Regions from separate parts of the Mus musculus genome. Here region 2 is linked to region 1. Evidence: chromatin loops called from intact Hi-C (ENCODE). Cell type or tissue: gastrocnemius. All regions are shown on one strand. Links, peaks and the distances in the headings refer to the core of each region. The heading gives the core; the rest is flanking DNA.

What was found. Peaks named below come from ENCODE experiments on the same cell type or tissue, not always from the same donor. Only the 100,000 strongest peaks of a DNase experiment are listed, where the experiment ranks them.
Region 2: it touches region 1 in a loop (2.0-fold over the local background); 3 of 42 quality-filtered maps call a loop at or near these places.

The regions. Positions count from the first base shown.
Region 1 is chr11:120,902,836-120,908,966 of GRCm38, reverse strand. Ccdc57 (coiled-coil domain containing 57) reads left to right here. Exons shown (of 19, transcript NM_027745.1): 4 at 4,882-4,983; 5 at 5,287-5,444; 6 at 5,577-5,651. Among named protein-coding and RNA genes, the nearest start is that of A430102A20Rik, 27 kb to the left of the region's middle. In gastrocnemius, for the core only: CTCF peaks have their summits at 3,186 and 3,393 (motif pointing right); a DNase peak (open chromatin) is centred at 3,392; H3K27ac peaks cover 1,382 bases.
Region 2 is chr11:120,984,216-120,990,346 of GRCm38, reverse strand. All of the region lies in intron 1 of Csnk1d (casein kinase 1, delta), which reads left to right. Among named protein-coding and RNA genes, the nearest start is that of Csnk1d, 4.1 kb to the left of the region's middle. In gastrocnemius, for the core only: a CTCF peak has its summit at 2,519; no DNase peak of the experiment used is centred there; H3K4me3 peaks cover 2,558 bases; H3K27ac peaks cover 4,733 bases.

The DNA.
Region 1 (6,131 bases), core at 914-5,913:
TGGAACCTCCACTGATTAGGAATTACGATCCGGACCTCGCCCCACGTTGGGCGCCACTTATCCCGTCCCGCGGGACTCAGTTATTCGTGGGTGCGAGGGGGACCGCAAACCTGGAAGGAAATGGGAGTAAAAGAAAGAAGAGTCGGAGGACCAAGTAGATTGAACCTATCAAGGTCTCGTTTATTAGGCTGAGGTGCCTTCTTTTTAAAGCATACATCGCGGGGAATATGGGAGGGGTCGAGGGAGAATTATACAAAGAACAAAGAAGTGGGCATCTGCTGACATGGGGGCCGAAGTCAGGCGCCAGGCAGCGGGCACTCTGGATCTTATCTCTGGAACATCGATCCTCCTTGACAGCCTTGGGGGTCAGGCTAGGCTCAGGCGTAACTCATGTCCTTGGATGGCATGGGAACTCAGGAAGAGATAGGGAAGAGGGGACTATAATTCAGCTTTTACAGCCTCAGGTGCCAGGAAAGGAATAGGGAGGAAAGGGGGGTGACAACCAGCTCTCAGTACAAGGCCATTTGGCCTGCTAGGGAGATTGTGAAGGGCTCACTTTCTCACGGGATGGTCTCTGACAGAGAGTTGCTTTCATCAGATTGGCCAATGGCACGTGTGGGACATTGTCTTGATTGCTAGTTAACGAGGGCCCCAGCTCACTGTGGGCAGTGCCAGCCTTGGGCAGGTGATCCTGGGCTGTAGAAGAAAGAGCAGTCCAGGGGAAGCCAACAAGTCAACAAGCAGCATTTCTCCATGGTGTCTGCTTCTTCCTGTGTTGGCTTCTTAATGATGGACTGTATAGAACCTCTTACTGAGCGAGCCCTTGCTCCCCAAGCTGGTTTTGATCAAGTGTTTTATCACAGTAACAGAAGCAAGCGAGGACAGTGTGACAGACCAATGTGAGGCCCTCATGTGGAAAAGTCAAGATCCCTGTGAGCTAAACTGCAGAATGGATCTGGGAGCCAATAAAAGCCTCAGGTAGGATAGTGCAGATATATTTCAGCCTTGCCAGCCAAAAGCAAGACTACTACTACTGGACCTTATGGACAGAGGAAGAGACATTTACCATCTCAGTAGCTGTATCCAGGTGTGTGAATATGTACTTCTAGGGACTGAAGAGATGATGGCTCAGCAGTTAAGAGCACTGGCTGTTCTTCCAGGGGAGCTGAGTTCAGTTCCCAGCACCCACAGAGCAGCTCACAATTGTCTGTAACTCCAGTTCCAGAGGATCTGACACACTGAGAAGAGCAGTTCTCAAGACAGAACCTCTTATAAACCTGCCGTGGGTCCGCAAGTCCCAGCACACATAGACCCATGCTTTGATCCCTGTGACCTTTGAGGTAGTCACATAGCCTGGTGGCCAAGACACAGGTTAAACTTCCTCTCTCCTTATAAGGTCATCACCTGGAACTCCTCCTTTTGCAAATAAGGCATTTCCAGTACCCTGGCCCAGTTCATCCCCCAGCCCCTACTCACCCCCCAAAGGCCTAAATAACCTTTGTTTCCCCTAATTAAACGAGCTTCTAGATGACTTTAGATGCCTTTAATCCCAGCACTCAGGAGGCAGAGGCAGACGGATTTCTGAATTCGAGGCCAGCCTGGTCTACAAAGTGAGTTCCAGGACAGCCAGGGCTACACAGAGAAACCCTGTCTGGGGGGTGGGAGGAGAAGCCTGCCTCCCAAGAACTCTTTTTTCCTGCTCACCCTACCCATCGCCTGAGGTCTCTATCACCTCCTGCCGTTCCCACCTAGCTTTCCCTGTCAGGGCATCTATCTGGGTCTGATGAGCGGTCGATCGTGCCTTTAAGAGAATGCGGAGTGGAGTGGGAATGACCAGTTTGACTTCGGAAACAGCCAAGAGTCTTGCACATTGAGCCAAAGCCTGGAAATAATGTAGTCAAGAAAAGATTAATTGTACCAGATGTGGTGGTTCAAAGTAGCAAGAAATCTTAATAAATACTTGGGAGGCTGAGGCAGGGGAATCACTGTGAGTTTAAGGCCAACTTGGCCTACAAAATGAGAACCTGTCTAAAAAGTTAGCAGCAACACAACCACCAAAAACAACTCAGCAACTGTTGTGTCTAAGAAATGACACTCTCGCAGTGGTACCAAAGTCACCAAGGGAGCTTCAAGAGAGTCTCTAGCTGGGAAAGGCGGCTGAGTGATTAGTTTGTGCAGACTCAGTGGAGCACACTCAGGTGTCCCTAGCCCTATCTCTGGAAGCACCAAGCCTTACATGCTACTGTGCCAGCTCTGCCGCAGGAGGCTAGGGAAAGGTCTGCCCCTGGTGGGTTGGAATAGCCAGCCTGAGGCAGCCTTCTGCAGCCCGGGGCAGTCTGCCTATAGCAGCCTGATCTGGCCTGGAACAGTCTTGGCCTTCTGGGTAGTTGTGAGCAGAGAGTTGTGTTAACACAGAATCTTAAAGACCAACAACTCTTTTGCTCAATTGCTCTTTTCTGTTGTTGGGCCAGAATCTCACATGTTGGTCACCCTTGTAAATAGAACCAATTCAATGAAATAATGATTTTTCTCTTATAAGTTGAGGCAAGTTTATAACTAGTAACTGACTGGTCAGTTATCACGTACTGTGAACCAGAGAAAATCCTTTTTCTTATTGGATAGTCACAGGCTCACAAGACATTGGAGGAAATTTACCCACTCATTTCAGAAATGTTTCTGAATGCATGCTGCATGCTGGTAGCTCTTCAGGCTTGGGATTGCGCACGGATCCCTGTCATTCCTGTCATACCTGTCATGCCTGTCAGTCATACCTGCCATGCTTGCCCTTATAGAGGGAAGAACACCTTGAGACAGTTAACTGCCTATAGATGTGATGAGACGGGAGGGTCAGGAGTCAAGTACAGTGAGTGGGCAAGAGGAGCCACAGACGTTGGTGAGGGTGCAGAAGAGAGTTCAGGAGGAGGAAGACAAGAACCTGCCCATGTGCTCGGAGATACCTAGAAGATAGAGTTCAAGTTCAGAGGACGAATGTCCAAAGTGGAGCTCGGCCTTCAGAGCCTTTAAAGACTTTGGCACCATGGGAAACTGTTGAGTGTTTGTGTAGAGCAGTGACATACATGATTGCGGACTTACTGGGCCAGGCATGGGAGAAGTAGCCAGCAGGCTGATGGGGTAGTAGGCCCCTGCAGATATGAGCATGCCCAGAAGGGGAGCCAGTGGGGACATCTGACCCTGAGCTCTGATGGGCCTGATGGAAGAGGCAGGTGCCACAGAGGATGACTGCCAGTTGTTGAGACAAAGAATGTGTGCAAGGAGACAGAGTGACAGACTGTTGTGTGAGGTCCCATGGTTTATCCAGAGACACGGTCCCCAGAACATTGACAAGAGCACAGTGGAGACAGGTCATGGCTGCCTGTCACACTGTCCAGCAAGACCAGAAGGTGGCAGCACAGGCTTGACTTAGCATGGAACTCTGCTCTCTGGTGGCCACAACCTGCAGAACTTCCTCTGTGGATTTTGTTCAGAAAAAACTGTTTCAAATTCTGTGGATTTGTTGCTGTTTGGTTAGTTGGTTGCTTTGGTTTTGTCCTTTGAGACAGATTCCTAACATGTAGCCAAGGCTGCCCAGAACTTGAGGGGATCTTCTCTATCTTTGCCTCCCAGGTTCTCTGTTTACAGGTAGGTTCTACTAACTCACCATCCTTCTCTCCTCTCCCCTCCCCTCCTCTCCTCTCCCCTCCCTTCCCCTCTCCCCTCCCTTCTCCTCTCTTCTCCTTTCCTTTCCTTTTTCCCTCCCTCCCTCCCTCCCTCCCTCCCTCCCTCCCTTCCTTCCTTTCTTTCTTCTTTCCTTCCTTTTGTCTTTCATTTGTCCCTATGCTTGGAATAGAACCCAAGGCACCACACATAACAGGCAAGCATTCAGCCATGATTTTATAATTATAGTAATGATTTTAATATTCTAATTCCAATAAGGGTCACTCACGTGACTATATATTTCACATTTACCTTTCAAGGGATTGAAAAAGTGAAATATAACTTCTAGTTGTGCTTTCTGCAGTTTCCTGAGCCAGAAAGTGAGACCTGTTGCTGCAGAACTCACACAGTGCACCTGTCTACCAGGGCTGGATGGTGCTTCATGGGGTAAGGGTGGGGACAACTCCCTCAGAGCTGCATCTGTCCTCCCTCAGTCTGTCCTTCAGGGCTGGAGTCTGGTGGAGGGCAGGGCAGGGCAGGGCCCAGGACTAGGGCTGGCATATGTGCCTGAGCACTCAGTCCTTCCAGGGGCTCTGGCTCTGTGCTGATCAAAAATGAGATTAAGTACCTGGCCCCAGAAATATAGAAATTAGGTTTTTTGGCTTGCTAGTAACTGGAGGATCCAAACTCTCGTATCAACCGAGGACCCCGTGGCAGACCTCATCATGTCAGAAATGAGAAGGAAGTTTGCAGAAGGGAATATATGCTAGCCTGACAGCAATGGCTGCAACCTGGGTGCTCACCGAACTGCAAGAGTTACAGTCATCCCTCAGAGAGAGGCTTCTTAAAATGGTTTCATCTATGACCCCATTTTACCTGAGAATTTTTGTTGTTCTGTCGTTGGTTGGTTGGTTGGTTTTGTTTGTTTTTCGAGACAGGGTTTCTCTGTGTAGCCTTGGCTGTCCTAGAACTCACTCTGTAGACCAGGCTGGCCTCAAACTCAGAAATCCGCTTGCCTCTGCCTCCTGAGTGCTGGGATTAAAAGCGTGTATAGATGTACAGATATTGAAGAGTGGTGGTAGGGAAATAGAGGTAAGCAGTTTATCTGTAGAACAGAAAACTTTGTTTGTAGTATAAAACCGTGATTCACACTGTGTGTCAGTCTCACACCTAAGCTGAGGCCTTGGCGGCAGCCACTCTCCTTCACTCCTGGCTCTTTTGTCCCAGGAGCTGCTGCTGGAGTTTGAATCTAAAATGCAGAGAAGAGAGCATGAGTTCCAGCTGAGGGCTGACGACATGAGCAACGTAGTCCTGACACATGAGCTCAAGGTAACTGGCTGGCCCTGGGCTTCGAATCACCATTGCAACTTTAATTACCCAGTGCTGCAGAATACCATGCTGTTCCTTTGTTAGTCAGTCAGTCAGTCAGTCAGTCTGTCTGTTTGTTTGTTTGTTTGTTGAGACAGGGTTTCTCTGTGTAGTCCCGTCTATCTTGGAACTCACTCTGTAGACCAGGCTGGCCTTGAACTTAGAGCTCCGCCTGCCTGTGCCTGCCGAGCGCTGGGACCACGCCAGGCTTCACACTGTTCCTTTTACCCATCTCCTCTCCTGGAACTTTTCAATCTTTCTCAGATAAAACTACTAAACAAAGAGCTGCAAGCTCTGAGAGACGCTGGAGCACGGGCAGCAGAGAGTCTGCAGAAGGCAGAAGCAGAACACGTGGAATTAGAGAGGAAGCTGCAGGAGCGTGCCCGGGAACTCCAGGATCTGGAGGCCGTGAAGGACGCTCGGTGCGTAGGTTCTGTTCTCCAGGCATTGTGGCCGTAAGGACTAGATCTGGTGGCGTTGCCTTCCTGGCATCTTTCCGTTCTACTCTTTGATCTCTTACGTAACTGCTCTTTACTGATACGGTTTCTGTTTAGGATAAAGGGCTTGGAGAAGAAGCTTTACTCGGCACAGCTGGCCAAGAAGAAAGCTGAGGAGACTTTCAGGAGGAAGTGCGTATTTCTGCCTGGGTGGTGCCACTGGAAAAGAGTCTAGATCTTGCTTACTGGAGACAAGAGCCCTGTGGCAGGTGGGCGGGCAGCCTGAGCTGGGACGCTGCTGTGGCTGGCACCATGCTCTCCTTCCTCAGAGAGGGTTAGGCATCCGGTGTCTCCAAGCTTAAACTTTTTAAGGACCAAGAGTCCAATTCAGGTCATTGATAAAACACAAACTAAGAATGTTGAAAACTCTGGATTTAGTCTCCAGTGTCTAAAACAGGCTTTTAAAAATATAACCTTAGTTAAATTTTAACTTTTATGGGTAAATGAGATGGCTTTGTGGATAAAGTCACTTGTCACCATAGCTGGTGACCTGAGTTCCATCCCTGGAACCCATGTGGTAAAAGGAGAGAACTGACTCCACACATATGCCTCCATACTAGGTAAATAAGTATTTAAAAATTAAGCGTTAACATTTAGACCTTGGCTGTCTTA
Region 2 (6,131 bases), core at 183-5,182, 82 kb before region 1:
CATGTGTGGGGGAGAAATGTCAAAATAAGCCAGATGTAGTGTGGAGGTGGGGAGTGTCCCGGTCAGAAATGGGGGAAACGACCGGCTGATTTCTGAGGGTTCTTGGAGCAGTCTGGGCCTGCTCTTTTCCACAATGGCATCTCCACTTAGCTGACCCGCTAAAGGGATCACCCATAGCCTCCTGGCTGCCACTCTCCTCCAAATCAGGACTGAAAATGTTCCCTGTGCCTGGCCTGAAAGGCCTTGGTTTGGTTGGGGTCTTGAGGATATGTTGAGCATCTAAGTTGACTACTGGACACCCGGAAATCAACAGGAATGAAGTTTTGATGAATGCAGATGCATTCAATGTCGAGATGTAGGCAGAACAGAGGGGAGAGAAGTGGTGTGGAAGGAAGTTCTCATGATGGCTCTCAGAATTCTCAAGGTAGACATGAGGGTTGCTTAGGGTTGCTTAAACCTGATAGTTGGGGATTTTTAAATACAAACTTCCCCCTGCATTTCTTAGTAGAATTATGTTATTCCAAAGCCCCTTGAGAACTTGGAGCCTTCTGGTGGTGAACTTCCTGTTAGAGGTAACCATATTCTGTTGAGCAGTAGCCCATCCCTGCATTTGTTTGGCTGTTGTACCTCTAGTGGAGAGTCAGGAAGAAGCTGTGCTTTGGGCCGGCCTTCTAGTCTTCCCAAGCTTATGAACTTGCACTCTGACTCCTCACAGGACCTTGATAGCTGGTGGTGTGGGGTGAACAGCTGGCCCATTTGGGTAGTTCAGAAGTATTTATGGTGCCTGGTTAGCATACAGGGTAAGCCTGCTATGTGCCACATGAGTGCCTTTGAATCCGAACTTCTTGCCAGAGTGGTCTGATGAGTAAAATATGCTTTAGAGATACTTAGGATTTGCTTATTTAAATATTTATAACCAAGTAGAGAGCCAGATGCCTTCTCGGCAATGTTTGGGAGTCAAAGTGCTGGGTAAATTGGAGCTGTTTGGCGTATTTATAGAACAATAGATTTTGGCAGAAGTTTAACCTCAGGATATAGGAGCTAGACTGAAAACCAATCCATTAGCCACCCTTTCATGGGCATCAGAAAATAGGTATTTTGAAACTTTTTGTTCCCTGAGATCTTGCCAAAAGGTTTTGTGCTTTCTGAAGATTGATTATAACAACCAGTTGTGCTATGGTAGTCATGTGTCATTCAGAGATGGGAACCTTTCTCCAGGAGAGTGCAAGCTGTGTCTGGGGTTGCAGTTTACTTAGTCACATCTCTACTGCCCCACCTGGTTCCCCACCTCCATCCAGAGCATGGGGCAGGATATGAGGGACAAGACAAAGGCTGAAAGACTGTTTTGAACCCGCAGATGCATATCCTGCTCAGGGTCTTCCACAAGTGGGTGGTTGGGGGCTGGCTTAGACACAGGCTGGGCACAGCGTTTGATCACATGAACTAACCTTTTCCAGAAAGGTTTAATTTGGTGACTCCTCTGTTGTGCTCCAAGATGGGCACTGGATCCTAGGGTTAGAATCACTGGCTTATCTGTCTGTCATGGTGTGAGTTTTGTTGTTGTTGTTTTGTTTAAGACATGGTCTCACTATGTAGCCCTGGCTGGCCTTGAACTCAGAGATCTGCCTTCTGAGTGCCAACATGCTAGGCCTACAGTGTGCCTTTTGTCAGGGGATTAAGCACTGCCAGTCTTTCTCTGCTTAGCTCTCAGCCCTACTGTCCTTTCAAGATACCCCTTTGGGGAACTGAATGTGAAATGAGTGACTCAGAATAAGATAGGCTAGGAAAGCAGGTCTGCAGGACGGTTTGGAGACAGGACCCGAAGACAGTGGGTGGATTGGCTCACCCGTACATACAGTAGGTCAGGAGCCGTGTGAGCATGAGTGGAGTTGGATCCTCATCTTGAAGTCTGTGTGACATGGGTTCTGGTGCAAGTGCAGTTGAAACATATTCCTAACTCTCCCACTTAGGTACTCCACATAAAGTACTTTATTCTTCCAGTGGGGTTCTCCCTTTTTTAAGCCTGGGAGTTGGGGGGGTATATTTCACCCTGAGACATTTTTACATAGAAATATGTAAAACTGTGGTCATAAGTAATTAAACCTGTGCTTATGCCTTCCCTGGTGGCCTGCTGTGCCACCAGACAGGAGGAAAGAAAGTCTAGTGGCCTGTCATGTTGTTGCTTGTGTCTTCTCTAAAACTACCTCTTTAGAGGTCACTGGCATCTTGCGTCTGTTTCTTGATTGCCCAGGTTTTAGAAAACCCAATCTCAGTCTTTGTCCAAGACAGTCAGATGTAGAATGTGCCACTGCCCACATATCTGTAGATGACCCCTGGACAGAAGCGTTTGCTGAGTTGAGCAGCCTCTCTGTCCTAACCTCACCCCAGTGTGTGTTGTTTTGGAACTGATGTTTCTGACGCGTTGGGAGCCAGTAGAAAGCCCTTTTGCTAGTACTGTGCCACTTGATAACTTTTGTTTTTTAATTTTATATAAATTTTTTGTCTGCAGGCTGCATGTATGCAGTGCCCTTGGAGGCCAAAAGAGGGTGTAGAAGCCCCTGGAACTGGAGTTAGAGACTGTTAATGTGCAGCCAGTGCTCTTAACTGCTGAGCCATCTCTCCAGTCTCTTCTAGATAACATTTTAAGACAGAGATTATACTCTTAAGTCAAGTTTGTTCCCAGCCCAAAGGAGGCATGGGTAACTTCAGGAAGAGTTTGCAGTGTGGGCTAGGCTGGGGTCCAAGTTGTCTGGTGTTAAGAAGTAAGTGAGTCTGTTCATTGAAACAGTGTAGGACCAACCTACAAAGTGCAAGAGAGGCAAGACAAGCATTAGCTACCTACTGTTTTTGGCAGCTGCTTTCATCCTTATTTCTCCTCTGGAAGCAAGCAGTAAAGGCTGTGGATGTCATAGGTAAAATGGGAGTTTCCTGTCCACTGTATTAATTTGTTCCTTACCCATTATTCTGATTTCTCTGCACCTCAGCTGACAGTGCAGTCAGATTTCATGATGTGCCTAAGCATCCCTTGGGAGTTAAAACTTAGTGGCATTTTCATCTGGTTTTTCTCCTCATAACCTTGAATGGCTTCTGAACACTGGTGGTTAATGAGAGTGGTACTTCCGATCTCACAATGGCCTTCAACAGGAAGGATGTCTTGTAAGAAAATTTGTGTATGCATGTGTTCTGCCTACATGCATGTGTGTTTACATGTGGGTACGTGTGTACATAGGGTGCACATACATGTGGAAGTCAGAAGCTGACATCTGTGGCTTCTCAGCCCCTCTCTACGTACTGAGGCAAGCTCTCTCACTTGAAACCAGAAATCCAGTCTGTGCTTCCTGCATTTGGGGGTGACAAGTGGGCTGCCACACTTACCTGGAATTTAAATAGGTACTAGGGATCTAAACTCTGGTCCTTGGGCTGGGGTAGTGTGTTACCTACTGTGCCAGACATCAAAGAATTAAATTTACCTGTTGTTGGGGAAAAGTCAAGGCTGACATCTGGTACCACCCAAAAAGGAACTGAATGTACAGAAAGAGTTCACATAGTTCTGACGGCTTGTGTGACTACCTTACAGGACAGATCTAGAACTGTGACAGTAATGGTGGATCCACAACTTGATTTTTGCCTGCTTCTTGCCCTGTGCTTGAAGTTGAAGGAGGGTCCACCCTGGGCCTCACATGCCCACCATGTTTGTAGATATCCTATATAGTCAAAACCCTAGGGCAGCTTTGAACTTCTTTGAAGTCAGTACTGAGTGATGGGGACAGGGGAGTCACTATATTCCTTTGTGTTGTTCTGCCCAATGTGACTATATTGAGTAAATCTCCTTTATTTTCTTTTTTCAGTTTTTCAAAACATAGTCCTGGCTGTCTTGGAACTCTCTGTGTAATCCAGGCTGGCCTCAAACTCAAGAGATCCACCTGCCTCTGCCTCCCAAGTGAAGACATACGCCACCACTGCCCAGCTGTTTTTGTTGTTGTTGGCTTTTTATTTTTTATTTTTTTGATATGTTTTGCCTGCTTACATGTCTGTGTACCACCGTACTTACAGTGCCTGAGGAAGCCTGACAAGAATGTCTAATCTCCTGTTTAGAGTTATAAGACAGGTGTTGACTGCTTTGTGGATACTGGGAAATAAGTCCAGGTCTGGAAAAGCAGCCAGTACTCTCTTAACTACTGGGTCATCTCCAGTCCAGAAAAGCTAGATCCTTATGAGAGTGACCAGCATTTGGGCTTGTCGCTCAGTGTTCTCTTCCTGCCCTAGACAGTGTGATGTGCTGGGTTAGGTTCATGTAACCTTTGAACTGCTCAACCTTAGGGCTTCCAAGTAAATGTTTCTATCTGTTCTGCATCTGAACCCCTGGTTACAGTGACATCTTTTAGGTACTAGTGTCCCTTCTGGTAGCATTTATCAGACTTATATATGGTAGAGAACCTGGTAGTAGTGTTAAGTCACTACCAGAGTTCCTAGGTCCTTCTGTGTTTGTCTCAGGAGCAGTGTATGGGTGTATGGTCTGGACTAGATTAGCATGCTAATGGGGCTCAGGAGATGTGGCCCACTGGGCTGATAGGACAGAAATACAGGGCTACAAACCAGTGAGTCTGCAATGGCACCTGTAAGACAGACAGAACTTGGAGCTGCATAGTCTTTCTACACAGGTGACACAGTCCCTGGAGTAGGCCTTGTGCTGTCCTCTCAAGTGTGTATGTCCTCTGTTCATCTGTTACTCTCCTATCAGACTCAGTACAACCCTCTTAATAGGTCCTGCAGGCTCTGTGTGTGTGTGTGTGTGTGTGTGTGTGTGTGTGTGTGTGTGTGTGTGTGTGTGAGACAGACAGACAGACAGACAGACAGACAGTCAGTGTGACATAGTATATGGCCTTGGCTTCATGAAGAGATGTAATTCATTAGTTTATGTCATTGGCTGAATGAAAAAAAAAATGTTATTAAGAAAGGCGATAGTGGCTCACACCTTTAATCCCTGAAGAGGCAGGCAGATCTCTGAGTTCAAGGATAGCCAGAGCTACACAGAAACTTTCTTGGAGAGAGAGGGAAAAAAAGGTTGGGGGGGGGGTAGAGGTAGGGAGAAAATGGTGTCGAATGGTGGTGTAATTCACATTATGTTTTGGAGTTGTCATTGGTCATTTGTCCCCAAGGCTGAGAGTACTGCAGGAGTGATTTGTCATGGCATGAGCTATAGGAGCCACAGAAGAGTAAAGCTAGAGGCATTTCCACCTTCCTGAAGGTCCTGATCTGCTAGGCTGGTTGGCCCCAACTTGTCTTGTCCCTGTGGACCTGCCATTTGGCAAGGGTGGTATGGTGTCCCAGAGAGTACTGCTTTGGGGGTTCAGGGAGTTGCTGACATAACTGGTGAAGTGAGTCACCATAGCTCCTGGCTGGCAAGTTCAGCTCAGAGTCCAGGTCCTTAAAAGTAGTCAGAGGTCATTTTTCATCTGCAGATTCATTCTAGATGAAGTCATTTCTTGTGTGAGTGGATAAGCTGCCCTGACTGTAGGCAAGAAGAATAAGATATATTGCTTCTTACTATAGTGTTCCCAAAGATTTCTTGTGGAGTAGTAAGTGAAGTTCTTCCACCTAGATATGTCAGTGGCATTCCTGTTATTCTTACAGATCTGCAGCATCGGAGATTGGCTTTTGGCCCAGGTGTGGTCAGAGCAGCCAGCCATCTGACAGACCAAAATGACTTGTCTATGATTCTTGGGTGGCAGCAGACACAATTTGTTGGCTTTAGGTTGTCCCTATGCCTATAGGCCACCTAAGTGACTCATTCCTCGGCTCCCTGTGAAACTCTTGCATACCCCTCCCATCTCAGTTAACAAAGAGATTGAGTCACGGAGAGCTAGCCAGGCTTCTCAGTCCACAGCTTCTCTACCCAGCACAGAACCTGGTCATGCTTGGTTGTATCAGGCTCTATTTAAAAAAAAAAAAAGAAAAGAAAAGTACAAATCTTTTTCAAATAACTACAGTCCTTGGAGTATAGAACTGCTTTCCACTTAGAAACAACCTGTCGAGGAAGAGGGCTGTGTGGAATGTTAGGTCCTGGATGTACCATGCAGAAGCAGGGAAACTCCGAAGCAGCCTGGACCAGGTAGACTGAGGAACATTTA